Linked DNA regions of Homo sapiens: all the other regions are linked to region 5. Evidence: chromatin loops called from intact Hi-C (ENCODE). Cell type or tissue: GM12878. All regions are shown on one strand. Region 1 overlaps RNGTT (RNA guanylyltransferase and 5'-phosphatase). Region 2 has its middle 330 kb from the start of CNR1. Region 3 has its middle 71 kb from the start of CNR1. Region 4 overlaps RNGTT (RNA guanylyltransferase and 5'-phosphatase). Region 5 holds the start of LOC105377882 (a long non-coding RNA gene). Region 6 has its middle 55 kb from the start of AKIRIN2. Region 7 has its middle 5.8 kb from the start of LINC01590.

The links. Hi-C counts contacts between places; a loop is a spot of excess contacts. Peaks named below come from ENCODE experiments on the same cell type or tissue, not always from the same donor. Only the 100,000 strongest peaks of a DNase experiment are listed, where the experiment ranks them.
Region 1: a loop joins it to region 5, with 10 times the contacts of the local background. A loop is called at or near these places in 54 of 110 quality-filtered maps.
Region 2: it touches region 5 in a loop (13-fold over the local background); 43 of 110 quality-filtered maps call a loop at or near these places.
Region 3: a loop joins it to region 5, with 14 times the contacts of the local background. A loop is called at or near these places in 20 of 110 quality-filtered maps.
Region 4: it touches region 5 in a loop (4-fold over the local background); 6 of 110 quality-filtered maps call a loop at or near these places.
Region 6: a loop joins it to region 5, with 2.8 times the contacts of the local background. A loop is called at or near these places in 3 of 110 quality-filtered maps.
Region 7: a loop joins it to region 5, with 6 times the contacts of the local background. A loop is called at or near these places in 8 of 110 quality-filtered maps.

The regions. Positions count from the first base shown.
Region 1 is chr6:88,779,289-88,783,288 of GRCh38, forward strand. The region is part of intron 12 of RNGTT (RNA guanylyltransferase and 5'-phosphatase); the gene reads right to left. Among named protein-coding and RNA genes, the nearest start is that of RNGTT, 180 kb to the right of the region's middle. In GM12878, a CTCF peak has its summit at 1,703 (motif pointing left); a DNase peak (open chromatin) is centred at 1,623.
Region 2 is chr6:88,490,686-88,494,685 of GRCh38, forward strand. No RefSeq gene overlaps it. Among named protein-coding and RNA genes, the nearest start is that of CNR1, 330 kb to the left of the region's middle. In GM12878, a CTCF peak has its summit at 2,323 (motif pointing left); DNase peaks (open chromatin) are centred at 2,613, 3,256 and 3,866; H3K4me3 peaks cover 129 bases; H3K27ac peaks cover 1,620 bases.
Region 3 is chr6:88,235,799-88,239,798 of GRCh38, forward strand. No RefSeq gene overlaps it. Among named protein-coding and RNA genes, the nearest start is that of CNR1, 71 kb to the left of the region's middle. In GM12878, a CTCF peak has its summit at 2,492 (motif pointing left); a DNase peak (open chromatin) is centred at 2,483.
Region 4 is chr6:88,759,503-88,763,502 of GRCh38, forward strand. The region is part of intron 13 of RNGTT (RNA guanylyltransferase and 5'-phosphatase); the gene reads right to left. Among named protein-coding and RNA genes, the nearest start is that of RNGTT, 200 kb to the right of the region's middle. In GM12878, a CTCF peak has its summit at 2,424; DNase peaks (open chromatin) are centred at 792 and 2,359; H3K4me3 peaks cover 236 bases; H3K27ac peaks cover 3,401 bases.
Region 5 is chr6:87,927,786-87,931,785 of GRCh38, forward strand. It overlaps LOC105377882 (a long non-coding RNA gene), which reads left to right and starts at 3,656. Exons shown (of 3, transcript XR_001744246.1): 1 at 3,656-3,858. In GM12878, a CTCF peak has its summit at 2,204 (motif pointing right); a DNase peak (open chromatin) is centred at 2,196; H3K27ac peaks cover 752 bases.
Region 6 is chr6:87,755,213-87,759,212 of GRCh38, forward strand. No RefSeq gene overlaps it. Among named protein-coding and RNA genes, the nearest start is that of AKIRIN2, 55 kb to the left of the region's middle. In GM12878, no CTCF peak of the experiment used is centred here; a DNase peak (open chromatin) is centred at 1,849; H3K27ac peaks cover 2,484 bases.
Region 7 is chr6:87,389,274-87,393,273 of GRCh38, forward strand. No RefSeq gene overlaps it. Among named protein-coding and RNA genes, the nearest start is that of LINC01590, 5.8 kb to the right of the region's middle. In GM12878, CTCF peaks have their summits at 2,257 and 3,954 (motif pointing right); a DNase peak (open chromatin) is centred at 3,988.

The DNA of each region.
Region 1 (4,000 bases), 850 kb after region 5:
CATCCTTTAGTTCCGTTTCCTACTTGTTTATAGTAAGTGACTACAAGAACACTTAGAAACCAATATCAATCTAAGTTATTAAATCTAGAAAAGTTGAATGATGGTATAGTTTTAAAATATCTCCTAATAGGTACCTAATGATAAATTCTAAAAAGCTTTAATATGTAATTTTATTTATATAACAGATATTAAATATCATTCACATTCTCTTGCCTGGAAATCAAGACTCAATTTTGTCTAATAAGAAAACAACATGTATCAACTCTTCTGTTTTTACACAGCAATAATTCAGAAACTTAAGTAACTCCTCATCTCATTGCACATCAAATCATTCATATTAATTTGGAATACTAGACTTGATATTATTAGGAATTTCAAAGCACCTTTATGAAAATTAATGATTATAAAATTTTAGAAAATGGGGCCAGGTGCAGTGGCTCACGTCTGTAATCCCAGCACTTTGAGAAGCCAAGGCGGGCAGATCACCTGAGGTCAGGAGTTCAAGACCAGCCTGGCCAACATGATGAAACACCATCTCTACTAAAAATGCAAAAATTAGCTAGGCATGGTGGTGCATGTTTGTAGTCCCAGCCACCTGGGGGGGCCAAGGCAGGAAAATTGCTTGAACCTGAAAGGCAGAGGTTGCAGTGAGTCAAGATCACACCACTGCACGCCAGCCTGGGCAATAGGGTGAGACTCTGTCTCAAATAAATAAATTAATTAATTAATCTAGAAAATGGTATTTTAAGAATACTGTAGCTCCCAGTTATTGAATGTAGATTCAACAATGACACAGATTCTATGAGTAAAATATATTGAAATACCCATTAGAATGTAATTCTACTTCAGAAAAAATCACATCAATTTTGTGCCTACAAAACACCTAGTAAAATGCTCAAATACTTTAATAAAATAATTAAAAATACAGAATTTCAAAACTTACTACAAAAATATCTGTCTCAGGTACACTTAATTTAAAAATGAAATATCTGAGATTATGAAATAAGCTAACAATATTTATGAAAGATTATATAAATCACTACCAAATAATCCCTTTTTCATGATCCCCAAAATAATAAGAGCAAATATATTACAAATACAGAAACTGAATAAGCCTTTTAGAAATAAATATTTATGATTTATCAAACTTGAAATACAGAATCTTGCTGAACTATAAACAAGGATATAAAAACACCATTCTACATGTTCTCGTGTATAGTCAGAGTAATATAATTCAATTTACCAGCATGTATCTAGGTTAAAATAATTATCAGAGCTATAGTTAACTGATAAATACAATACTTAGTTTATAGAAATAAATCTGATTGTATGAGGTGAGCTGTCAAAAAAAAACTGGGGATATGTTAGGTGTAAACGTAATTACCAATATAACCCAAGATATCCATTGCCATTGTAAAGTCAAAAACATAATAAATGTAAACGTCAGGCAGCAAAATAAGATGCTTAAGAAAGTGTTGACCAGATGAGAACAGAACCTGGCTTAGAGGTAGAAGATGGCCATATGCCAAAGAGAAGTCTGTAAAACTAAGGTGGACAGGAAGCTAACTGGAGGTATACATGATATATATTTGTGGTGTAAAGCACTGGTTCTCAACTAGGGGAGATTTTGCCTCCAAGGGATATTTGGCAATGCGTGGAGACATTTTTGGTTGAACAAGAGGTGGGGAGGGGGTGCTACTGCCATCTAGTGGTTAAAGGCTAGATATGCTACTAAACATCCTACAAAGCACAGGGCAGCTGCCCACAACAAAGAATTCTAGCCCAAAATGTCAATGGTGCCAAGGCTGAGAAAACCTGATGTAAATGAAGCTAGCATTAGTAACGGCAAAGGAGCAACGTATTTAGTCCCTCTTTGCCTCTACTAACGTAATTATTTTAAGCAAGTTCAAAGTGGGCTTTATCTATCTCATTTGTAAAAATGCAATAATAGCATTTTGCTTGCCTAAAACAGGATATCTAGACCAGAGATATCTAAAAACACCTTGCAGGCTTATGTTATTCTATTATTTCCACTAGTAAAATGTGAGTAGTTATCACCAGGTTCTACAGTAAAACCTGAGACATAATGCCTTCTTCACAAAGATCACATCTGAAGCTAAGAAAGATCCCTGTCCTTACTATAATATTAGTTTTATTACAGCATTTATTTTTAAAGAAAACTTTAGAAATCCTAGACAGTAATGCTACTAGAGACAGTAAAACAATGGAATCAATTATGAACGCACATTCTTCAAGAATCTATTATTTGTCTTTTCACTGTTACACATTATACAGCATCCACTCCTCTAAGACTCCAAATACACTTACAATGAAAATTACTCCCAAATCTTCATCTTTTGTCCTAACTTTCTCCCAAATAAAAGTATGCCAGGCACTGGCTTATTCATTAGTACCCTAAAGGCAGCCTAAAGTTTTAAATCTAAAACTGAATCATTTATATTCTTAAACAAAAAACTAGTTCATCTCCATTCTGATTTCCATTTCTGATTAACATAATGCTCCTAACCAGAAAGGTTCAAAACTCTCGAATCATCTTTGATGCGATCTCTACCAATTCCATATTCCACCAATTATCTCTATTACTTTTTCACCCAGGCTATTGTGATCAACCTAACTGTTATCCCTATTATCAACAGGCCCTATCAAATACAACTGATCCTGAATCCATCTGGTTAGATGGTTTACTGAAAATAATACAAGCTTCTCAACCTAACAACCAAAGACCACCTCCCCGTGCCCACTTACCTAGCCTTATTCATCCTCTCTAGTTTTATCCCCTACTATGCCCTTTACACAGAATAATTAAGGCAGCAATAACTTCTAAGGGCTAACATCGACTGAGTTTTTCACTTTTCACCAGTTACTGGTTTGAGTGTTCTTAAATCACTTTATTCTCAAAATAGCTCCATGAGGTAGTTCAATCTAACATAGTACCCTTTTCTCATGGATCACAAAACAGAGTCATAAAGAAATTGGTAGAAAAGATATTTGAACCCAAGTATTTTATTCCAGATTCCAAAATATATACTAACTACCACATTGTACGGGGTGAATGGAAAGACAAAAAGGTGCACACCATACACAAAAATCAACTCAAATGGATTAAACATTTAAACACAAAAGTGGAAACTGTAAAACTCCTAGAAGTAAACAAAGAAAAACTTCTTGACACTGGTCTTGGCAACTATTTTCTGGATATAACACCAAAAGCACAGGCAACAGAAGCAAAAATAGACAAGTGGGACTATATCAAACTAAAAACCTTCTGCACAGCAAAAGAAACAATGAACAAAGTGAAAGGTCACCTATGAAATGAGAAAAAATAATCTTCAAACTATACATCCACAGGGGTTAATATCCAATATATAAAATCATACAACTCAATATTAAAAATACAAATAACCTGTTAAAAATGGGTAAGGGCCCTGAATAGACACTTCTCAAAATAAGAAACGTAGATGGCCAACAGACCTATTGAAAAGCTGCTCAGCATTTCTAATCAGCAGGGAAATGCAAATCAAAACCTCAATAAGACAGCACTTCACATTTACGAGGATGCCTATTATCAAAAAGGCAAGAAATAACAAGTGTTGTCAAGGATATGGAGAAAAGTGAACCCTTGTATACTTCGGTGAGAATGTAAATTGGTACAGCCCATTAGTGAAAACAGTATTGAGGTTCCTCAAAAAATTAAAGACAGAACCACCCTATGATTCAGCAATCCCACCTCTGAGTATGTATCTGGAAGTATTGAAAACAGGATCATGAAGAGATATCTGCTCTCTCCCATTCACTGCAGCTTTATGCACAATAGCGAAGATATGGAAGCAACTTAAATGCCCTGCGATGGATGAATGGTTAAAGAAAACGTGGTGTACATATAACAGAATATTATTCAGCCTTACCCCCAGAAAAGTAATTTATGCCATTTGTGGTAACGTGGATGGAGCTGGAGAGCACTGTACTAAGCAAAAATAAG
Region 2 (4,000 bases), 560 kb after region 5:
CCCAGCTTGAGTGGGCCATTTTAAAATACTCAGTTTGGTTAAGAGCTGTGCCAAGGAGATGGCCTGATAAGTACATATGTTGTACACTCAGCAAATATTCATTAAGCTGAATCCTCCGCCCCACAGTAGTAACTGGACAGATTCAAAAGAAGGGGTACCTTACATCATGGGGTTTATAATCTTCACAGGGGAGAAAAGACATAGATACATAATATAGGCGTGTCATACCATGAGTTCCTTGAGGGGGGAGACTGTTTTATTCAACTCTGTCCCCCTTGGACCTAGCTTCAAAAAAAAGTAAGCTAAACTGAACACTTGCATAGTACACAAAAGAGCCGGATGAGTAATCAGTGCTGAGCGGTTTCCAAGAACAGAGGGTTCCTAATGGGCTAAGTGGAGAGGGAAGTCTGTATGTTACAGGAAGGATATGGCCTGGACCCCAAAATTCTTTGAGAGTGAATTCCTGTATAATCATTGATCTTAAGTCCTTCTTTCTCACTCTGTACTGTAGAACATAAGAAGCAAATGGATGATCCAATTAACTCTGTTCTTTATCCATTGAGAACCAGCTCATTCATTCATTCTATAAGCAGTATTCAGCACATACTATGTGCCAGCATTGCCCCAGGGCCTAGAGATGCAAAAGTGAGGAAGCCAGGCAATCGCTGCCCCATACTCCAGAGAGCCATGGAACCGTATGCTGGCTCCCCTTGCCTCTGACCCTTCCTTTGTCTCTTTGTGTCAGAGGCTAATACATCCTTCTCTTTCTCCTTCTACCCAAAGAAGAAAGGCAGAAGCCCATTAGGATCCCTCAATGTAGTGAAAAGGTTAGCAGAGACTGTAAACAACAGATTATTCCCAGGCTTTTAGGAATCTCTAATGAGAAGAAACTGTCACACTCAAATTCTCTGGTGGTAGTTTCTTTGGGGAGTGTCCCTCGGGAAACATTGCCTGGACAAAATGCACTTTTTTGTACTATGCATAATCCATTACTCCCAGGGAAAGAGTGGGGTTGAAAATAGTTTCAAGACACTATAATTAGCAATGCGATTCTCACAGCTACAAGGAAATCAGATAGGGAATCTAAAACAGCACCATGCCCCTGTCTCTTGCCTTCCTGCTCTTAGGTTTTAGTTCCATTTTTATAGTCACTTCTCTAAGTTGAAACATGGGCTGTCTTCCACAAACACCTACTCTGTGGGTCCTGATGTACCCCCGGATCCATTCTCTGATTTCACTGGCTGTGGACCTGTTCTCTGACCCTGTTCACTTAAGTCCCACACATCCTCAGAGTTCCATTGAACAACTTTACTATAAAGCAGGGTTTGGAAAACCACGACCCACAGGCCCAATCTGGCCCACAGCCTGTTTTTGTAAATAAAGGTTTATTGGAAGACAGCTCTGCTCATTCATTTATGTATTGTCTGGGGTTATTTATGCACTATAGCAGCAAAGTTGAATAGTCGTTACAAAGACCATATGACGCACAAATCCTAAAATATTTATTGTCTGTCCCTTTACAGAAAAAGTTTGCTGACTCCTGTTATAGAGTAAGAGAAATTTAGGACACAAATTCTGTGCTTTCATTGTACCAAACAATGTAGTTGTTTGTATAGAGAAAACTGTATTTATTCCTACTCTTTTCTGATAATATAAATTTTATATGTTGTTTGGGATAATTTGATCATAAGAATCCAGTGATACTCCTGGCTTGTTGTTTCCCAGGAGGGCTAAGGTTAATGACTCATTCCACTGAGTTCAAAGCAAGGCTGGCAAATAGAGAAGTAAACCATTTCGGGACGACTTCACATGAAGTTTTTCAAGATGATATTAGAAAATCAGGTCTTGGAGAGACAGCTTGTCTTGATATGTACCATTTCTTTTTGAGTCAAACTATCAAATGAAACAGAAGAAATAGAAAAACAGAGCTAGATTTCATAAGATTGATATCATTTTCAGTTTAAAAAGGAGATAATCTCAAATATTCAAAGGACAAAGCTGAAGACGATCTCCCAAAATTAAGCCCAGCTTATGAAGAAGGAATTCCTGAAATATAAAGATCTTTCCCACTGTAAATGATCCTTAAAGTTATTGGACTTGCTAAAGAACCATAAGAACAGAAAGGCCTTTTAATGAGCAAGAACTCATTTGTGTTGCTTTGATATAAGATAATCTGTAGATACATATTTACAGCTAGCTGAAAGTTGACTGGTTCTAAATTTTTTTGAATTTGCTAGAAATAGATTTTTTTTTTCTATTGGGAATAAAGTTTGCGCAGCTAATATCTCCACAAACCTACAAACCAACCAAGTATCACAGATATGCTGAGTCACTGCCATCCAGTGGCTGAACAGAATAACTGCTTTAACCATGAACGGGAGACTAAGCTGGGGGGCTGAAAAGGGTCTCAGGAATGAGTTTTATACAGTGGGCCTCAGTTGGTATTGGTCACATTAAAAGTGTGAAACTTATTTACAGATGGTATAATTGCTTAACTAAAAAACTAATAAACTTCATTAAAACTATTAGAATTAATAAGAGAATTTGGCAAAGAGGCTAAAGATAAGATAAATATACAAAACTGTGAAGCTTTTCCCTAGACTAGCAGTGACCGATTTGAAATGGAAACAGAAACAATAATTCCATCCTCATTAGTAATGAAAGCATGGAAGGGCTGGCCACCTCTCCTCCAGGAGGCTTACTGCACATTCAAGTAAAGTACTCAGGACTATGACACTGATCTGATAGCTTCCCAACCTTCCATCAGGCTCTCAGGACTAGTCCCAGCCTACTGTATATCAGTCCCCTTCAGAAACCCAAGGCTTCCCATTAGCAGTTATATGGATCTCTCAGCCCCCACACTATACTGAACAAGCCTAATCCCATCCAACACCCCTCCCTCCCCAATGTTTTCCCTGAGCTCTGTAAAACTCTTAGTCTGTGATCAGAAACCTAATTTCTGAATGGTTGTCCACCAAGCATGCCTCCCCTGCAGCCCTCTGACAAAGAGGCTATTTTTCACCCCACTTCATGTTCCTCAGGGCCAGGAAGGAGGCAAGCCTATTTCTTATTCACCATTGCCTTTTCCCACTCTGAGGCCACCACTACATAGCTTCTCTTTCTTCAAACCTCTTACTCCTTCCCCCCAAACTCTCATCTGAAGACCGCATCTTATACGTAATTGAGGGAATAAGAGTCATCACTAAAAAGTCCCCCTTCACAGTCTAAATAAAGAAACCAGTGGTTCTCAACCAAGGGAAATTGTTCTCCCCAGGGGACATCCAGCAATGTCTAGAGACATTTTTGATTGTCACAACTGGAGGAGGTGGCTACTACTGGGATATCTTAGCCAGGCATGCTGCTAAATATCCTACAACAGACAGCCCCCAACTACAAAGGACTATCTAGCCCAGAATGTCAATAGTGCCAAGGCTGAGAAGCCCTGGTATAGACGAAACTGCCCAGGCACCCCTTTTATCTCTTACTCCAATGAAGAAGTGTCCCTGCTCCCCTAAAAGCTGGTTATCTCTCATTCTCAAGGACCTTCCTCCTGATATCACCCCCTGCTTCTCTCTCTCTCCCTCTCTCTATATATATATGTATCTTCAGTTCTCCCTCTCTATTATGTATATTCAATTATTCAACAAAAATTACTATATGCCAAACACTCTTCTAAGTGCTGAGGACACAAAACAGATGAAAATTCTTGCCCCTGTGAAACTTATATTTTAAGAGAGGAAATGATCAACATTATAAGTAAGTAAACTATACAGTATTAGTGGGGAGTTAAAAAGAAAAAAACAGGAAAGAGGAACAGAAAGTATGTGGCAGAACAGGGGGTTAAATTTTAAATAGGTGGCTGGGGAAGGACATCCTGATATGCTGAAATTTGAGCTAAATCCAGAAGAAAATAAGGAAAATATTTACCCAAATATCTGGGGAAAGAGCATCCTAAGCAGTGGGAAAAATAAGTGCAAAGAGAGAGAGAGAGCCTGGCTTG
Region 3 (4,000 bases), 310 kb after region 5:
AAGCCACTTATCCTGTAGGATGTCCCACCTCCTGGATTTGCCTTACCATTTCTTCATGATCTCATTTAATTTGTTCTTCTATCCCATGTATTTCTCATAAACTTAAAGTTAGATCAAGCTTTACTTTAGAGCAGTGACCTTCACGTTGCATCACCACAAGATGCAGACACCATCTCATGTCTCACCATCAGTCATACAAAGACTAATCACTGGGTTAAGATAGTGACTCTGAGACCTTTTGATTATAAAGTGATATATTTTTCCTTCCAACCTTCCCTTAATCTGGAAGATGACTCTATTTTTATGTTAACAAAAATAAATTATGAAAGAAAATTAAAATATAAGGTGTGCCCTGGCAAAATTGTTAGGGAAGGTTTATCTACAGCACATATATCCCCATTTTTAATTTATTTGGCCCTTCATTTTTCTTCTTCCCCAACATATTCCATGGCCTCTACTTACCTCCTACATATATAGTGGTACTAGACCAATGACAAGTCGGTAGGAAAGGTATCCTGGAAGAATTTTGACTCTAAACTCCTATGTGCAATGTTCACAAGCTGGAAAAAGAATACCAACATCCTTTGGATTATTGCCTGTGTGGTGGCCTTCATTTTCAAGATGTTTTATAAACATTGGCTATTGGGTCAACCACTTTCTACAACTGTAACAATGTCCTCTTAAAGACAATTTATTTTACAAATGTGGACTAGTCATTAACTATTAAAAATAGTTATTATTATTAGTCTCACAAGAATGTCACCCTCTGACGGGACCAATAATAATATAAGACATAACAGCAGGAAGAGGGGCTTTTTTGGGTAATGTTTTGATAGTTTAGAAGAAGCCATAATAAGAAGGCAAGATTCTTCTTCTATCAGTGTACAAGAGCTGCACAATTACTCCGTGAACATTTGTCTCTTCAATGCACTATGTCAATCCTGATGTTTTATTGTCCCATGAGGCATATTATTGGGTCTCAAGCGTGGAAAAAAGCTAGGAGAATATTAAGCCCTGAATATGAAGGATGGATACTCACCATGTGCTCAGCAGCCTGGAAATCATTATTTAATATTAAGTTATTAGATGATTACTGAGCCAAAAGGACATAATATCCATTATGTAAATGTTCAGTCACGGACACTGTGCCCCAACACTTATTAACTCCAAGCTGAATATTGAATGGCATGCATCCAAAACTAAACATGTTCAAACAGACAAGTACTTTGTCTTTAAAAAGCAGGACCATTCGGTCAGTAGTACATTATGTCTTACAAATAAGAGAGCACTTTTTCTTGAACAATGTTAAACACTCTAGCCAGTAAAAGTGAGAGCTGGGGATGAAGCAGATAGTGTGCTGGGAAAGGGAGAGCATTTCACGGCTACCTGTGAAGTTCACATTTTGTCCTGCCTCTATTTGAACAAACATTCTCAAGGTGCAGCACAATTCCACGTGCAGAGGGCTGGTGGCTATACTCTGCAAGTCATTCAAAGATTTAGAAAAGAAATTCTCCTCTTTATAATGTTATGTATAACAGTAAGTGACTTTCGTATAATTCACTGGTTTATCTGTTCATCTTAGCATTTTCAAAAATGAATTCATGACTCTGTAATGCAGCTTTTGTGGGTCTTTGAGTTTTATAAAGTTGGCCTGACAACCTTTTATATATAGTAGCCCACAGAGAGTAAAGAGATTTTTTTTATTTTATCAGTCTTCCTGTGGCTCTGAGGGAGTTCCCCTGTCACATAAAAATTGCCTTTGTTTCTTCAAATGCTGTACAACCCCTAAATGACCAGTGTTGGGAAGACTTTTTGCTCCCATTTCGTACACCCAATGTTTGTCTTCCTTTTCAAGTCCTGGTACATTGTTTAGCATGGGAAAGACGCCCATTAAAGGATTGTTGAATTAACACATGATAAAATAAATCGTTGTATAATATCAATCAGAGTATGTGTTCTGGGCAAGTCTTGAAGCTTAGATCGTGAAACTTAAATAATTTGGTCAGTGTAATCATTTCCAGAGCAATTGAAACCATTTAATCCTTCTGATCTTGGCTTTTTGTGGGAGTGGGGGCAGAGTACATGAGTAAAGTACCAGAGGGAGCTGTTTTTATAATTGTGTTCTTTTACTCTTATGAGGAAACCACTACATAAATGTGAATCTCATAGGGGCAACATATGTTTCTAGAAAATATGCAACAACATGTGAGCTAGCAGGAGAGAGAAGCCATGAGAACTTTCATTTCTCATGGAAGGAGTTGATTAGCAGGCACAGCTAGCTGCTCAACTTTGACTTGTTTCTCACGTTTTCTGGGGAAGAGACTCCTGTCTCTGAGATATAGTCCTAGATCCCTGCTGCCTTGTCCCTTGAAGAAAACTGACTTCTTGTAGTCTGTGGTCAAACTCCTGTGGCATTTTGTCCTGCCTTCTGATGAAGGCTGTCTCTTGAGGCTTTCAGCTGGATCCCCTAGGACTGGCTGCCTCCTACTGGTTTTGCTGAGAACATTCCACTCATCAGCCTCTGCCCAGAAGATTAGTCCTTTACCTGCTGGCCAGCTCTGATCTTTCTAGATAGTAAATTGGCCAGGATAGGAGATACTGACCATTTCAGGAAGAAGTTACATTGTCACTATCTACCTAATTTGGGAAGTAAACTTCACTTGCCATAAACAAATCAGTACTCTTGTCTACTATGCTACATCACCTGGCCACAGTCACTGGATCTTGGCATCTGCTGCTGGGCCTGCCATCTCTCAGTTGGTGGCAGATACTTAGGGGGTCACAGTGAAAAGAATGCTCGCCTCTTCAGGCCCATTTGTATCCTGTCAATCACTCAGAAGAGCAGGGGTGTTGGATTATGTGTTAGGTCTCTCCTTCAAATCTTGCAGGAGACCATAATGACACCACCACTTTCTGGAGACCAGCCTTCCAAAAGCAGTCAGGAGAGAGAAGAATGTAAATGAAAAGTTCCTGGATGCTTAGAGATAAATGACCAATTCAAGAACCAAAGGCCTAAATATTACAAAAACACTGCATAGTAAAAGGAGGAATTTCCTGACCAGTGGCCAATGTCTCTAAAAGGTAGATCTTTAGATGTGAGCCCAGAAGTAAGTAGTATAGATAGGAGAGAAGCAGGGTGAAAATGAAAATAAATCAATGGAAATGAGCACTAAAGGCTGTAGCAACATCAGTCGGAAATAGCGATAGAGACAGTGGGCAGGGCCCTTCTGAACATTGGTAGAAAGAAAGCTAATGCAGGGAGAAGGGGAGTTAGGTGCAACTTGGACGTCTTTGAGGATAGGGCTAGAACCATCTGTTAACTACAGATGGTCCCTGGCTTTTTTCAGCTTTATGATGGGTTTATCAGGGTACTAAATGCATTTTTCACTTTCAATATTTTCCACTTACAATGGGTTTATTTGGATGTAACCCCATCATAAGTTAAGGAGCAGCTGTACAGAGAAAAAGTTGAAAACATATCTCTACCTCACAACATAGAGAAAAATAAATTCCAAATGAACCAAGGACTTTCATGTGAACGACAAAACTTTAAAAATTTTGGAAAAAATACAGGATAAAATGTTTATGAAATTTTGAAATTTCAGTGTATGAAAAGATTTCTTCACCAAGTTACAAAAAATATGCAACCCTAATAGGAAAAGATTCATAAGTTTGACTCCATTAAAATTAAGAACTTCTTTTCCTAGAAAGACACCAAACAGGGGAGTGAAGAGATAAGCACCAACTGGAAGAAAGTATTTGCAGCACATATAAATAAAGATGTTATTCAAAATATTTAATAACAAGTGTAGTGTAGGCATCACTAATTAAAATAGATGCCAATGGTCAGACTCACTGGCTCACACCTGTCATCCCAGCACTTTGGGAGGCCAAGGTGGGCGGATCACTTGAGGTCAGCAGTTCGAGACCATCCTGGCCAACATGAAACCCCATCTCTACTAAAAATATGGAAATTAGCCAGGTGTGGTGACATATGCCT
Region 4 (4,000 bases), 830 kb after region 5:
ACATATTACATACACAAACACAATCATGTATATGTATTCATATACATGCACATACATGTGAACATATATATTCAAATATTTTAAAAATTCTAATCCATCTCACAGAGTTCTTCACTGCCTTCCTCCATTTCATATTTGTATCTTTCTCCTTCCTCACTGAGAACCCTGACTCCCAACATCAGTACCCATTTGCTCAATCCTACAACACTTCTAAAGTAGTTTGGCGTTTCACAACCATAATTACAGCAAAAAACAAACCTAATAAAAAAGGAGTTCAAGATTTGTTTGCAGTTCTTCCCATCTCATCTCTCATGAGGGTCTGCATTCAAATCCTATGTTCCTAAGTTACTTCATTTTCCCCCCCACCAACTTCAATGTGATTCAAAGTAGGAATTTAACTAATATTTAATCTATATAATATCCACCAGGTAACAAGCTTTTTATAACATAAAAGGTAACTTAGAGAAATTGCAATTAATGAAAATATATATTAATTGAGAAAAATCACATAAGCGAAAGGTACTAATGTAAAGAATAGTGTTAAAATGAATATGAAAATTAAATTCCAAAGAATCAAATTATAAAACAAAGGTGATATATACTTCTATTTAGTAAATTAACAAGTAAAAATAAGTAATTTGACTCCAGTGAGGTCATAAGTAGATGTTTTAAAGCCACATGCTCCTTTTCTCCTACTAGTTACTTGTAGACACTTTGATTATGATGTTGGTTTTTGGTAAGCGGCCTGGGAAAGATTTTCTGCTGAATGCAGGAAGGATGAAATAACAGAGGAAACAAGAGTTACTAATACCCAAGAGATAACCAGGCAAAGGAACTGAAAAGAGTTCAGTCACAGCTCCTCCTTGCCTCTCCTAGGCACACTGGAAGTAAAACATAATCAAGAATGTTAACAGTAGTAACCATTCAAAGACTGAAAGCCAACGAAGCATTTGTCTTAAAATATGTTTGGGTGATGAGAATATTTTCAAATAAGAAAGCAGTTACTATGGGTCATTTGCTAAATAATAAAAATAGCTATATTATACATAAAAAAATACAACCAGCTACATACCAAATAGCTTAGTCATTAAGCATACTATAATAATAGTGATTACATTAGTGTTTTATGTCTATTTCTTTAAAATAATTTTTAAATAAAATATAAATGAAAGAATTAAACATTTCATTTTGTGAAAGAGGCAGAGGGTAGAAAACAGAAAAATGCTGCTCAGCAAAGTAGTAAGACTTTTTCCCCCATACTTAATCCTTCCTTATATAAGAACAGTTCTTCAACATTCAGAAAAATATTTTACCACCACAATTTCCTTCTCAAAAAGAGTAACACTAATTCAAATAAGCATGAGAAAACGATTTTTTTTTTTTTTTCCCAGAGATGAGATCTTGCTGTATTGCACAGGCTGGATTCAAACTCCTAGGGCTCAAGCAATCCTCCTGCCTCAGCTTCCAAACCCAGCTCATTCTATTTTTTTTTTTAATGAATTGAAGCAAAAGAAATACACACACACACACACACACACACACACACACACATACACTCTAGTCAGCAGAGTAAAAAGACTTTTCCGATAGGAAGTAAAGGAGACCATGCAGTCAATTCTATATATTCCATTCTGCTTGCTAGGAAGCTAGCATTTCTCAGTTTTAAATGTGCAGACCTTACCTGGTTAACAAACCAGAACCTTCTGGCCAGGCATGTTGGCTCACACCTGTAATCCCAGCACTTTGGGAGGCCGAGGCACGTGGATCACTTGAGGTCAGGAGTTTGCGACCAGCCTGGCCAACACTGTGAAACCCCACCCCTATTAAAATTATAAAAAATCAGCCCAGCATGGTGGCAGGCACCTGTAATCCCAGCTACTCTGGAGGCTGAAGCAGGAGAATCGCTTGAACCCGGGAGGTGGACGGTACAGTGAGCTGAGATTGCACCACTGCACTCCAGCCTGGGCAACAGAGTAAGTCTCTATCTCAAAACAAACAAACAACAACAAAAATACCTAAGCCTCCCAATACAAGTGGGAGGCCAGATCCCCTTAAAGAAGGTATTGCAATACTACTACAACCATGTACAGTACTGTAAATCCACAGTTGGCAAACTATAGTCTACAGGCCACATCTGGCCTCACACCTGTTTTTGTAAATAAAGTTTCACTGTGACACAGTCATGCTCACTCATACACATATTGTCTAGCTTTGATTTAGCACCACAATGGTAGACTTGAGTAGTTGAGATACATAGGCAACAAACCCTAAAATATTGACTATCTGGCCTTTCATAGAAAAAAAGTGCTGACCCTTGCTGTAAATCTTCCAACAGTTTTTCAAAGGATGAGCAGCATTTGCTAAAGTGATTGTTCTGGTAATCCCCGATGGGTAATCCCCTAGTGGTCGTGTCTGTTTAAAGTAAGTGTCTGGTAACCCCCTAGTGGTACGGATGTTCTTTCTTTCAAAAGAAAAATCTAATAAAAAAATTATAATCCAAAAGAAAGAACACCCAGACCACTAGGGGATTACCAGACACTTACTTTAAACAGACACGAATTGCCAGGAACCCAAAATGCCACTGCAGTCCGTAAGTTAAATGGAGAGCTTAGGGTAATCAGGTGATAAATGGATTACTGGCTCAAGTTTAAATCTAAGTGTGACGGTATGTCCACAAATACAACCTGCGGTTATTTTCCAGTTACTGGATGTATAACTGGAAGAGAAATACTTGGAAAACGAATTTCCACATTGGCTGTCTGACCCACGGAATAAGGGTCATTATGCTAGGAAAGGCCAAATAAAAGCCCCTTCAACCAGCCTTCCCTACCAGGGAAATAAACCAAAAGCAGTAACATATCTCCAAGGGAAATACAAAAATTAGTACCACCATCAGAGATTTAGAATGATTTTTGATTATCATAAATTTAATCATGTTAAACCAAGTGCAGCTGCCATTTCAGATGTGCTGTCTTTAACGAAACCAATCAATGTAGCCTCTAAAATCTTATATACAAGTTGGCAAATACTTTTTTCTCTGTACCAATCTGTGGTACTATCAGAAGACATCTGCCTTTGCCTAGAATGACCAATAGTATATCTTGCAGCCACAGCATACTGCTTTTCTGCTCTCTGCCACAGTAGAATCTACAGAGACAGTGGTCTTTTTAAAAAATAGTAAATATATATTTAGTATTTATTATGTAACATGCAGTAGTTTAAAGGACTTACATGTATTATGTCATTAAAGTCCCACACGAGGTAGGCACTATTATCCACATAATGAAGTTACAGAAACACAAGCAACAGAGAGAGAACCTGAGTAAAGAGTGGCAGAGCTTGAATTGAAATCCAGCTGGCATAATATCCAGAGTCTCTTTGCTTAAGAGGATCCACTACAGTCGTCTAAATGAAAGGTATTTTCTTTTTCCTTTTTTTTAAGGAAGGGTCTCACTCTGTCACTCAGGCTGGAGTGCAGTGGCCCCACCACAGCTCACTGTAGCCCCAACCTCCCCAGGCTCAGGTGTTCCTCCCACCTTAGCCTCCAAGTAGCTGGGACTACAGGCATGTGCCATCATGGCCAGCTTTTTTTTTTTTTTTTTTTTTTTTTTGTATTTCTTGTTAGAAATGGGGTTTCACCAGGTTGCCCAGGCTGGTCTCAAACTCCTGGACTCAAGCACTATGCCCACCTCAGACATCTCAAAGTGCTGGGACTACAGGAGTGAGGCACTGTGCCTGGTGGAAGAGTTATTTTGTTTGCGTATTTATCCATGTGTCAGTTGATAAATATTTGGGGTTGTTTCCACCCTTTGGCTATTATGAATAATGCTGATAAGAAGATTTACGTACAAGTTTTGTGTGGGCATATGTTTTCATTTCTCTTGGGTATATACTTGAGAGTGGAATTGCTGAGTCACATGGTAAGTCTATCTTAAACATTTTGAGGAACTATGTAACTGTTTGCCACACTGGCTGCACCAACTTACAATCTCAACATCCA
Region 5 (4,000 bases):
AGTTTATTGGCTAGCACATAATAGGTGTTTACTTATGTTGAAGGAATTTCATGTTAAAGAGACGATAAGCAAGGTACTTTAATCCACTGTAGTTCACCTATGCTTACTCATAACATGGGGATAATAAGAGTTCTTACCTATCTCATAGGGTTTTATGAGCATTAAATGAGACAACCCATTGTTAATGTTTAGCACAGTGTCTAGCACATAGTCATCACTCAGTGCATATTAACCATCATTGTATAATATTATTAACATTCTGATTCCAAAATTTCTGGCCCCATTTTAAAAACAGATAATCCGGTTGGGTGCAGTGGCCTGTAATCCCAGCACTTTGGAAGGCTGAGGCGGGTGGCTCATCTGAGGTCAGGAGTTCGAGACCAGCCTGGTGAACATGGTGAAACCCCGTCTCTACTAAAAATACAAAAATTAGCTGGGCATGGTGGTGCAAGCCTGTAATTCCAGCTACTTGGGAGGCTGAGGCATGAGAACCCCTTGAACCCAGGAGGCGGAGGTTGCAGTGAGCTGAGATCGCACCACTGCACTCCAGCCTGGGAAATAGAGCAAGACTCTGTCCCAAAAAATAATAAAAATAATATAAAAAACAAAACAAAACAGACTCCGAGATACAGAGGAAATGGGCTTGCCCTTAGGAGAAACCAGAGGGCCAAGCACAATGCCAAGAAAAAAGTCAAAATCTTTATTTCCTGTTCAGATCCTTAAATACAGCGCTTATGAGGTCTCTGCCTGAGGGCCCATGGTTTTCAACTTTGCTCAGACCTGCATTTAAGCAGAAGCTCAGGCAAAAGGACGATGGGGAGGGATTGTCTTCCTCAGTATTCTTCTGGCCTTTGAGGAAGAAATGAAAAGAATTCTGTAATCATTCATTGACATGGCTTCCGTGTAAAAATTTTTGAGCCTCAGGCTGAAGAAAACAGAGCAGGGGAAGATATTTAGGAGGGAAACTATTTTACACAAAGGTAACGTGTGTGAGAAATAAAGACTTTTTTTTTTTTGAGACAGAGTCTCGCTCTGTCACCAGGCTGGAGTGCAGTGGCACGATCTGGGCTCACTGCAACCTCTGACTTCCTGGTTCAAGCGATTCTCCTGCCTCAGCCTCCCAAGTAGCTGGGATTATAGGCATGTGCCACCACGCCCAGCTAATTTTTGTATTTTTAGTAGAGACAGGGTTTCACCACGTTGGCCAGGATTGTCTCGATCTCCTGACCTCGTGATCCGCCCGCCTCAGCCTCCCAAAGTGCTGGGATTACAGACATGAACCACCACACCCAGCTGAAATAAAGACCTCTTAAAGCAGAAGGCAAAGGTACATGTCTCTGGAAATTCAGAAGTGTTATTTAGTGATCTAGATGAAGAATATATGGGAGGAGACATGAGAGCCTCTGTACAGAATCATTCATGTAAATGTTTGCCCAGAAACCCAACTGACTGAGGCCATAATTCACCCTTGGGAAACCACCAGAGAAGCTCATTGGATCATAGCTATGAGCGAAGAGCTGTTGCTAGCGAATCAATACTGCTATCTCTATAAGCACCCACCTTATATCTCTGTGACTGCATCTAATTTTTAATAAGCTTGTAATCAATGATTTTTATTATTTTGTATAAATTTCCAAAAGGCTAGTTCAAGTAAAAAAAAGAAATCCTGAACATTTTCAGCTGGAGAGTTTTTAGGAATAATTACATGTACATTAAGCAATATTTTTCTGGTGAAGGTGTATATTTTTCTCTCCTTCCTTCCTTCTCTTCCTGCCTCCCTCCTCTCTTTATTTTATTCCAGAGAGACTGCCATAGGTTTACCAAATACCCGAATAACCCTTTCTTGTTTTATCTGACCCATTCATCTTGTACACGTATTTATTATGATATGAGCACAGAGACTTTTGTTTTCTGTTTTAAACATTTGTTTTTGGATGTTCGGCAGATTGCATGCCTAAAGAATGCTTTGACTAAGAATTCCTAAACACAGATTATGGCTTTGGGCAGAGACCTCTTTCCCCAGTGCCTCAGGTTCCTAGTCTCCACTGCTGACGTGCAGTCAGAATGAACTAATTCACACCCCAGTCTAGGCATCTGGGTCACTTCGTGCACATGCTGTGAAAAGGCCGCTCCTTCCCTTTCTTCAGCCACTACTCGGCACTACTCAGGCACTTCGGAAGCAGTGACTCAGGAGACCAGCAGGTGGCACATGGGAACCAGACTACACACTCCTGTGGCCCAGGACAAAGAGATGGGAGAGGAAGGATTTCGTGCAAGGCCAGCTGGCTGATTTCCTCAGTGTTGGCGGATTGAATGCTGCCCATGAGGACTACAGAAATCTTCATGGACTGCAGGACCTCAATGATTAAAGACAGGGAGGCAGGGAGGAGGGCAAGATCAGGGTGACACTAAAGGATGGGGACATTACAGTCAGTCTTTCAACCTCTGCTAATCCTCTCCCTTAACCCCTTACCTCACAGGGGGGTTGTAAGCTGAAGGACATATCATAGGTAAAGCAACAAGCCTGGTTGGGGAGCTTAACACTGGTAGCTGTTAAAATAGTTATTATCTGGTTGGGTTGAACACAATCCAGTGGTGTTATTTAGGCATTTTTGACTAATCTAGAGGTTGTATGCAGGTGTTTCTGATTCATTCATCTGTTCATTTGTGTTTCCAACCAGTGACTATATATGGAGTAGGTTCTCTTCCCTTTGCATGGCTTAAGTACACGAAGGTGCACAAGGCCCAGTCTTCAGGAAAACAAACAACCCACTGTAGTGAAGTCAGTAGGAGGATGAGAGATAGGTTATATGGAAAAACCAACAATTTAACTTGATAATCAACACTCTAGGCAGAATAGTTAGGTTTTGGGATGATGGTTTTGATGGTGGGGAAGCTAAGACAGGAAGATGAAGGAAAAAAGGACCATTTGCAACCATATATAAGGAAAGGGCATTTATAAATCAGAATAATTTCTAATTGTTAAAATAATCACTATGCTCACACATTCTATTTAACCTTCCTCTTTTAGCTGGATATACTGTGGGGCTTTTATAGAAAGCAATACTTTGAGGGTAATTTAGCCACTTTGAAAAAAGAATATATATAATATATGAAGGGTTATTTTTACAGAGAACAATGCTCAGTTACTCCCTGTTTCCAGAGTAGAAGAGGAAAAGAGCTTTACCTAGAGCAAGAAAATAGAAAAGGCTTTTTAGCACTGAGAAGTGTTCATTCCTGGTGAGTTACCCCCAGAAAATGTTGGCATTGTTTTAGATCTGGACTAGTTTAGATATGGCTCTCTTAGGGAAAAGGAATACACAAGAGTGCTTTTTTTTTTTTTTTTTTTTGACAAAGTCTCACTCTGTCGCCCAGGCTGGACTGCAATGGTGCAATCTCGGCTCACTGCAACCTCCGCCTCCTGGGTTCAAGCGATTCTCCTGTCTCCACCTCCTGAGCAGTTGGGATTACAGGGGTGCACCACCACACCCAGCTAATTTTTTGCATTTTTAGTAGAGACAGGGTTTCACCATGTTGGCCAGGCTGGTCTCGAACTCCTGACTTCAGGTGATCCACCCACCTTGGCCTCCCAAAGTGCTGGGATTACAGGTGTGAGCCACTGCGCCCGGCCCACAAGAGTGATTTTTAAAGGCCCTGTACATACTTAGGATGAACAGAATCTGTATCTTTTCTAGAGAAAAGAAAGACAAAGAATGGCTTAATCACTGACTGTCAAATAAATGAAGGCCTATCAACTGGAGAGAAACTGTTAGATAAAAGAGAGAGAGAACTAAAACAAAAGATCTACCCTAGAAGGAAGCACCATTTTGATTCTAAAGATTGTGGGAGTCTCTTGGGGTAAGTAATAAGAAACTATGGAATGTTAGTTTGGGGAAAATAGGTTCTCTTCCTCTTGTGTAAATGGGCAAATTTTTGGTCACAATTTCAATATGTGCTTATTGGCTGAGTTGGGTGGGATGTTGACAAGATCACCTCTAAG
Region 6 (4,000 bases), 170 kb before region 5:
CACAGCTCATTGCAGCCTCTACCTCCCAGGCTCAGGTGATCCTCCCAGCACAGCTTCCCTAGTAGCTGGGACTATAGGCGTGCGCCACCATGCAAGGCTAATTTTTGTATTTTTAGTAGGGATGGGGTTTCACCATGTTGTCCAGGATGGTCTCAAACTCCTAGGCTCAAGCGATTCTCCCATCTCGGCCTCCCAAAGTGCTGGGATCATAGGTGTAAGCCACAGTGCCCGCCCTCTGCCTCCCTCTTATAAGGACTCTTGTTATTATATTGGACCCACCCAGATAATCCAGGATAACCTTATCTCAAGGTTCTTGACTTAATCTTACCTGCAAAGTCCCTTTTGCCATGTAAGGTAACATGTTCACAGGTTTTGGAAATTAGGATACAGGAATCTTTGGGGGTCTACTATTCTACCTTCTACAATATGTATGTATGTATGCATGCACACATTGCTATATTTATTCCTATATCTATATAAATATATTGAAGACCATAACATCATTTAGATACTTCCAATTTCAACTGGACAACTACAGGGTTCATTCCAGATTTCTGTTTCAATATTTGTGACTCCCTCCTCCAACAATGGGAAACCTGGCTTTCATTATCCTTAATAAGTTACTTATTTGACTAATCTCCTCTTTGTAACTAGTGTCCTATTCTCCTTCTGTGCTCTTATCCTGGGAATGTCCTCCCACTCTACCTGGACTCTGAAACTTTATACCCAGCCACCCTTCCATGGGGACACCCTCTTCACTCCACTGGGATTCTGCCACCCCAAGCCAGGCTGCCCCTGCAGGAACACTGTCCTATCCTGTTCAGTCTCTGACACCACACAGCAAGCAGCCCTCCTGTGCAGACACTTTTCTCACCCTGCTGGGGCTCCAACACCCAGCTCTGGACCACGGTGGCTTCCCTCATTAGTCACAGATGTTATCCTGCTCTGCCCCACCTAAAGGCTTTAGCACCAAATTGCTGAGAGGGAAGGGAAGGGAAGAAAATTCCAAATGACATATTTTTGGGAGTGAGAAAGGGGGCACTGAACCTTGATCCAAACGAGGGTGGGAAATGTGGAATGCTGAGCAGGGAGAAGCAGGGAGATGAGGTGGAAGTTAGTACATAATAGAGGGTTTGAGGCTTGAATAAATATCGGCTATTGGAGTGGGTCCCTGTTCTTGGGCCTGTTTGCGTGTTTGAGGACCCGACTCATATTTTTCTGGGCTGAGAATGCTGCCACCAGCCTGGAGCCTCATCAAACCACTTTTTATTAAAAAACCACCCGTTGGCTCCTGTTGTTTTTTATGCTGATTAAGAACACTGACTTGGCTAAATGAACAAGGGGGCTGATTGTTGCTCTGTCTCTTGAAGCAGGAGAGGCTTTTGATCGAGTTGAGTGGGAGTTTATGTTTGAGGTACTTTAAAAAATGAAATTTGGAGATAAGCTTATGAACTGAATTTGAACTTCATTTCAAGCTCATTGAACAGAAATGTTTTAGATCCCTTTAATCTGAAAAAGGCCCATTGCAATTGTCCTTTGAATCTCTTATTTTTCTTTAAGATAAAGCTTCTTCTCAAATTACTTACTATTTATCTACGTACTGAGAAGGGAAAAATAAACTTAAGTTTAAAGATGTTTGGATATTTTTCTTTCTCTGAGGATAGGAAACATGGCTCGGGTGCCTTCTCTCTCCACCCTGGCACCCAGAGCAAGGATGTTGCTCATTAGTGACTAAGTAGGACCAGCGTCTCAGGTGGCAATCTGGGAGCAAGCTCAGCTTCACAATGGGGGACTGTGGGTTGGTTGCACAGAAAGCAGAAGCTTGTGGGTTCTAATCTCACTTCCTCCATTGGCTTCTGGGTGGCTTTAGGTGAGTCATTTAATTTCCACATGTTTGGTTTGCCCCATCTGCCACATGGAGCTAATGATACTCCTCATCTACTTATTTCACAGGGATGTTGTAAGAGCTGATTAATGTACAGGGTGGCCAAACATTGCACATGTATGATGAGCTAAGAAAAGTAAGATAATGAGCCCAGAAACCTTTTCAAATTAGGGGTGATCTTTTCCTTTAGGAATGAGCTGTGCTTATGATGCTGTTTTTTTTTTTTTCCTGAGTCGGAGTTTCACTCTTGTCGCCCAGGCTGGAGTGCAAGTGGTGTGATCTCGGCTCACTGCAACCTCTGCCTCCTGGGTTCAAGTGATTCTCCTGCCTCAGCCTTCCGAGTAGCTGGGATTACAGGTGTGTGCCACCATGCCCCAGCTAATTTTTGTATTTTAAGTAGAGACAGAGTTTTGCCATGTTGGCCAGGCTGGTCTCAAACTCCTGACCTCGGATGATCTGCCAGCCTCTGCCTCCCAAAGTGCTGGCATTATACGAGTGAGCCACCACGCCCGGCCTTTTTTGTTTTTGTTTTTGTTTTGCACTCTGTCACCTGAGCTGGAGTGTGGTGGTGTGATCTCAGCTCACTGCAACCTCCGCTTCCCAGGTTCAAATGATTCTCCTGCCTCAGCTTCCCTAGTAGTTGGGATTACAGGCGTGTGCTACTGTACCTGGCTAATTTTTGTATTTTTAGTAGAGATGGGGTTTTGCCATATTGGCCAGGCTGGTCTCAAACTCTTGGCCTTGAGTGATCCGCCCGTCTCAGCCTCCCAAAGTGCTGGTATTACAGGTGAGCCACTGTGACCAGCCATGGTATTTTTTTTTTTTGACCATTTCTCTGTCTTATTAATTTAACTCATGCTATTATTAATTATATACATAATATGTTTGGCTCAACATGGATGACATCATTCATTTCAATATATTTTTGTTTGCTTCCTATGTGCCTGGCACTCTCTGTATTAGAATTAAAAACCTAAGTGAAAGCCAAATTATAGGAAGGTCAGGAAATGGGAAATATTTATGAGCAAATTCATGCTTATATTTCTTTTGTTAACTCTGAAGATGTATTTGTTTGAACATACACTTCTGCCCGGTGGCTCACGCCTGTAATCCTAGCACTTTGGGAGTCCAAGGCAGGCGGATCACCTGAGGTCAGGAGTTAGAAACCAGCCTGGCCAACATGGTGAAACCCCATCTCTACTAAAAATACAAAAAAATAAGCTGGGCATGGTGGCACATGCCTGTAATCCCAGCTACTTGGGAGGCTGAGGCAAGAGAATTGCTTGAATCTGGGAGGCAGAGACTGCAGTGAGCTGAGATCGTGCTACTGCACTCCAGCCTGGGCGACAGAGCCAGACTCTGTCTCAAAAAAAAAAAAAAAAAGGCTGGGTGCAGTAATCCCAGCACTTTGGGAGGCTGAAGTGGGTAGATAATCTGAGGTTCGAGACCAGCATGGCCAACATGGTGAAATTTGTCTCTACTAAAAATGCAAAAATTAGCCAGGTGTGGTGGTGGGAGTCTGCCTGCCTTGGACTCCCAAAGTGCTAGGATTACAGGCGTGAGCCACCGGGTGGAAGTGTAATCCCAGCTACTTGGGAGGCTGAGGCAGGAGAATTGCTTGAACCCAGGAGGCAGAGGTTGCAATGAGTGGAGATCGCACCACTGCACTCCAGCCTGGGTGACAGAGCAAGACTCCGTCTCAAAAAATAAAATAAAATAAAATAAAATAAAATAAAATAAAATAAAATAAAATAAAATAAAATAATTAAATGTATCTGAGAAAAGCTGAGCTATAGTTTCCTGAGTATTGATAAAGGATATATCTTAGTTTTTGAAAGGAAGGGCTCCCCAGTAGCCAACTTCTAGAATGACAGTCCTCCTAAAGACATCATCTTCCACCTAATGAATTTCCATATAGCTGTTCCTTGCTAAAAAGGACATTAACCTAAATTAGGCTTGCCATTTTACTGTGTCAAGCACATAGTAACAATGAACATAATCGGCGGGGCATGGTGGCTCACGCCTGTAATCCCAGCACTTTGGGAGGCCAAGGCAGGCAGATCATGAGGTCAAGAGATCGAGACCATCCTGGCCAACATGGTGAAACCCGTCTCT
Region 7 (4,000 bases), 540 kb before region 5:
GCATCAACATAAGAGAGTCTGTTACACTATGTCAGGGGTCGGCAAACTTTTTCTGTAAAGGACAAATAGGAAGTATTTTAGGGTTTGTGGGCCACACAGTCTTTGTCAAAACTACTCAATTCTGCCATTATAGAGCAAAGGCAGCCTGAGATGATACATACAGGAAGGAGCATGACTGTGTTCCAATAAAACTTTATTATAGATTTTGAAATTTGGATTTCATGTAACTTTCACATTTCATAAAATATTATTGTTCTTTCAATTTTGTTTAACTATTTAATAATTTTAAAAAATCATCCTTAGCTTGCAAGCCATACAGAAACAGGCAGGGGCTGGTTTATGGAATGTTACTCTATTTGGAGATATCACTGATATCCATGTTTATGATTGGCACATTTAAGTGATCAGAAAGGAAATATTTTTCAAGTGGAACAAACTGTTTCATCTCTTCTCACCAATGACCACTGACCCTACAATGTCTTCTACTTTTGGTGTGTGCCATATCAGAAGAAATTGCTGGAGCATGTAAGAATCTTTATATTTTAAGGCTAGCTGAGCTGAGGGTTCAGTAGAGGGCAAAGACCAAACTGATACCCAAGGCAAGCTCCAGAAAAGAAATTTCTAGGTAAAGCATTGTTGCCTGATAAAGAAATAGTTTATTTTTTAAAATAAAAATAAAAACATCAATCAAGCACTTAATATACATCAGTGAATAGCCTTTGAGCTCCTACAAGCATGGGTCTGGGTCTCCGCAAGGTAGTCAGGCTCTTGGCACCAGTAGGCAGACAGGTTTGGAGGCAGCACCAGCAGAAGTGATCCCGAAGGCACTGTCCTCCACTTTGTCTCCACATGCAGTCTTCCCAGTGATCTCCCAGTCACTAGCACCCCAAAAGGCAGTATCTTGAAACAAAAATGCGTGTACCACCTTTCTCATCCACACTCACAGGCCCATGTGCACATGCATATGGCATTGTCAGGATGAGCGCCTAGTGAGAGCCCCTTCATCTTATTGGCTTCTTTTGAACTCTTAGACATCTGGGTGCAGTGATTCCTTTCATCTCTCGATACCCTGACCAAAGGAGTTGGTTTGCGGACAGCTATTACTTGTACCTATTATTGTACATGTAAATATGTTATATGGACTAGTTAGACATTATGGTGTCCATTTGAGGTATGTCTTAATCTGTTTCAGCTGCTATAACAAAGTAACATAAACTGAGTAGCTTATAAAGAACAGAAATGTATTTCTTACAGTTCTGGAGAAGTTTAAGATCGAGGCACCGATTTGGTGTCTGATGAGGGCCCACTTTCTGATTCATAGATGGCTTCTTCTTGCTGTGTCTTCACATGGTAGAAGGGGCAAGACAGCTCTGGGGCCTCTTTTATTTATTTATTTGGAGATGGAGTCTCACTCTGTCACCCAGGCTGGAGTGCAGTGGCATGATCTCGGCTCACTGCAACCTCTACCCCCTGGGTTCAAGGGATTCTCCTGCCTCAGCCTCCCAAGTAGCTGGGACTACAGGCACCCACCACCACGTCCAGCTAATTTTTGTATTTTTTAGTAGAGACAGGGTTTCACCATGTTGGCCAGGCTGGTCTTGAACTCCTGACCTCAAGTGATCCCCCTGCCTCAGCCTCCCAAAGTGCTGGGATTACAAGTGTGAGCCACTGTGCCCAGCCTGGGGTCTCTTTTATAAGGGTACCAATCCCATTCATGAAGGCTCAGCCGTCCTGACCTAATCATCTCCCAAAGACCCTACTTCCTAAAACCATCACCTTGGGGATTAGGTTTCAACATGTGCATTTTGGGAAGACGCAAACATTCAGACCATAGCAAGGAGCAAGGCTTAGGAGCAGGTCTCATTCCTGGAGCTAGTAGCTGAAGGGGAAGGCATCTACCCAAGAGAGTGGTCATCTACAATGTCCATCATATGTACAAGTTCCAGGCCTTGATAAAGGAAATAGAAATTCTCACACCACTGGAAACTTCCACCTCCTCCTGCACCCGGCTCTCTAGGGGCTTGACTTTGAAGAGAAAGGTGCCAGGTGATTGCTCTTCTGTCACAAACATAAGAATGGAGCCACTGCAGGAAGGAGGGTCAAAAAATTTATTTTGTTCAAGCCTTGGAGAGCGAGCCACATCTTGTAACCAGATTGTGGTGCTCTATGTTATGTACTTGTCCTATTACCCTGGACGTTAGTAAATGTTCCAGCCTTGCCTCAGGGTTGCTGTGGGTTTGGGAGCATTGCCCCCATGAGGTCAGTTCTGTGATGGCAGCAGTAACTCATGAGATCCCCAAGGGAAAGAGACATCAATAGTTGAGAATATGCAATCCTTCTGTGAACCTTCGCCCTCCTGTACCAATCCTACAAAATTAGGAGTCATTGTTCTATGAGAGAAGGCCATCTTCCTCATGGTGTATTCACTGCAATTTCTAAATCCCCTTGTAAATAAGCTGTTTGTTTGTTTGTTTGTTTGTGACGGACTTTTGTTCTTGTTGCCCAGGCTGGAGTGCAATGGCGCGATCTCAGCTCACCGCAACCTCCACCTCCCGGCTTCAGGTGATTCTCCTGCCTCAGCCTCCTGAGTAGCTGGGATTACAGGCATGCACCACCACGCCTGGCTAATTTTGTATTTTTAGTAAAGACTGGGTTTCTCCATGTTGGTCAGGCTGGTCTCGAACTCCTGACCTCAGGTGATCTGCCCACCTCGGCCTCCCAAAGTGCTGGGATTACAGGCGTGAGCCACCGTGCCCGGCTGTAAATAAGTATTCTTACACAGTAGGTGCAAGATGATAGCATATAGGTTAGACATAGGCTAGAATCTGTGGGACCTTAGGCAAGTTACTTCACCTCTCTGTGTTTAGCGTTCTCATCTATAAGATATATATAATAGTACTTCTCTGAAAAGGCTTCTTGTAAGAATTAAATAATATATAAAAATGCTTAGCACAGTGCCAGGCTTATAGTACATGGTTAACACAAGTTCCCTATTATTGCTATAGTACCTTGCCAAACTTCTTTTTTATCAGCCTGATTAATGGGGGGGAAACTACCTTCTTCCTCGGGTCTTCTGATTTCCTGGAAAATTAGTAAACTGTAGTAAAACTATGGACATCAGTCCCTAAGATCATAGCACTAGGCTAGGCAATGTGGGAACTTCAAAAGAATTTTAGAACATAGTTCTCGTCCACCAAGTGCTTACAAGTAAGTTGGAAATGCAGATACGTGGGTTTAAATCTTGACACTACTGTTTAATAACCTTAAGGACCTTGAGCAAGTTTTTTTTTAAATCTCTCTAGGCCTCAGTTTCTTCTTTTTAAAAATGGGGATTATAACAGTAATCACCTCATTGAGTTAATATGATAATTAAATAAGTGAATAGAAGGAAAATGGTCCAACAGTGTTGACATATGGTAAATGCTAACTATTGCTATCTATCACCATGAAGCAGTGTATGTATGAGGAAGTGCCCACAGGAGTGTGCCTCCGGGATGAAGCAAAGCAACAGAGATCCAAGCAGGAGAGGCTGCAACAGGCTGGAGATATGCAGAGTCTTCATGGGGGAGGTAAGACTTAGCTGAGTTTGCAGGCTAGGTAAGCTTGAGACAGGCAAAGACACGTTCAGGAAGAAATAGCATTACCAAAAATACTAAGAAGGAAATTGGCAGGGGCATTTGTTACTACAAACTGCCTTACTAATTCCAGCATACCAGGATTCTCTTTGAGACTTGCAATGCGTAACAGGTAAGTGCTTAATGAATATTTTCCAACTTGTAAAGGACACAGGGAAGTGTGGATTATTCCTTCCCACCCCCAAAATTATTTTACGTCAGTTTCTTGAATTCTGCAAAATTCTCATCTAAATTATTGCAGCTAAGTTTATGCAGTTGTATAGTTGGGGGTGGGCAGTGGGAGAATTTGTAGCTGTAATATCCTGTTTTGACAGTAGGTGGCTCCCTTACATATATGTAAGAAAAGTGGCACTGTGGTCTGTATA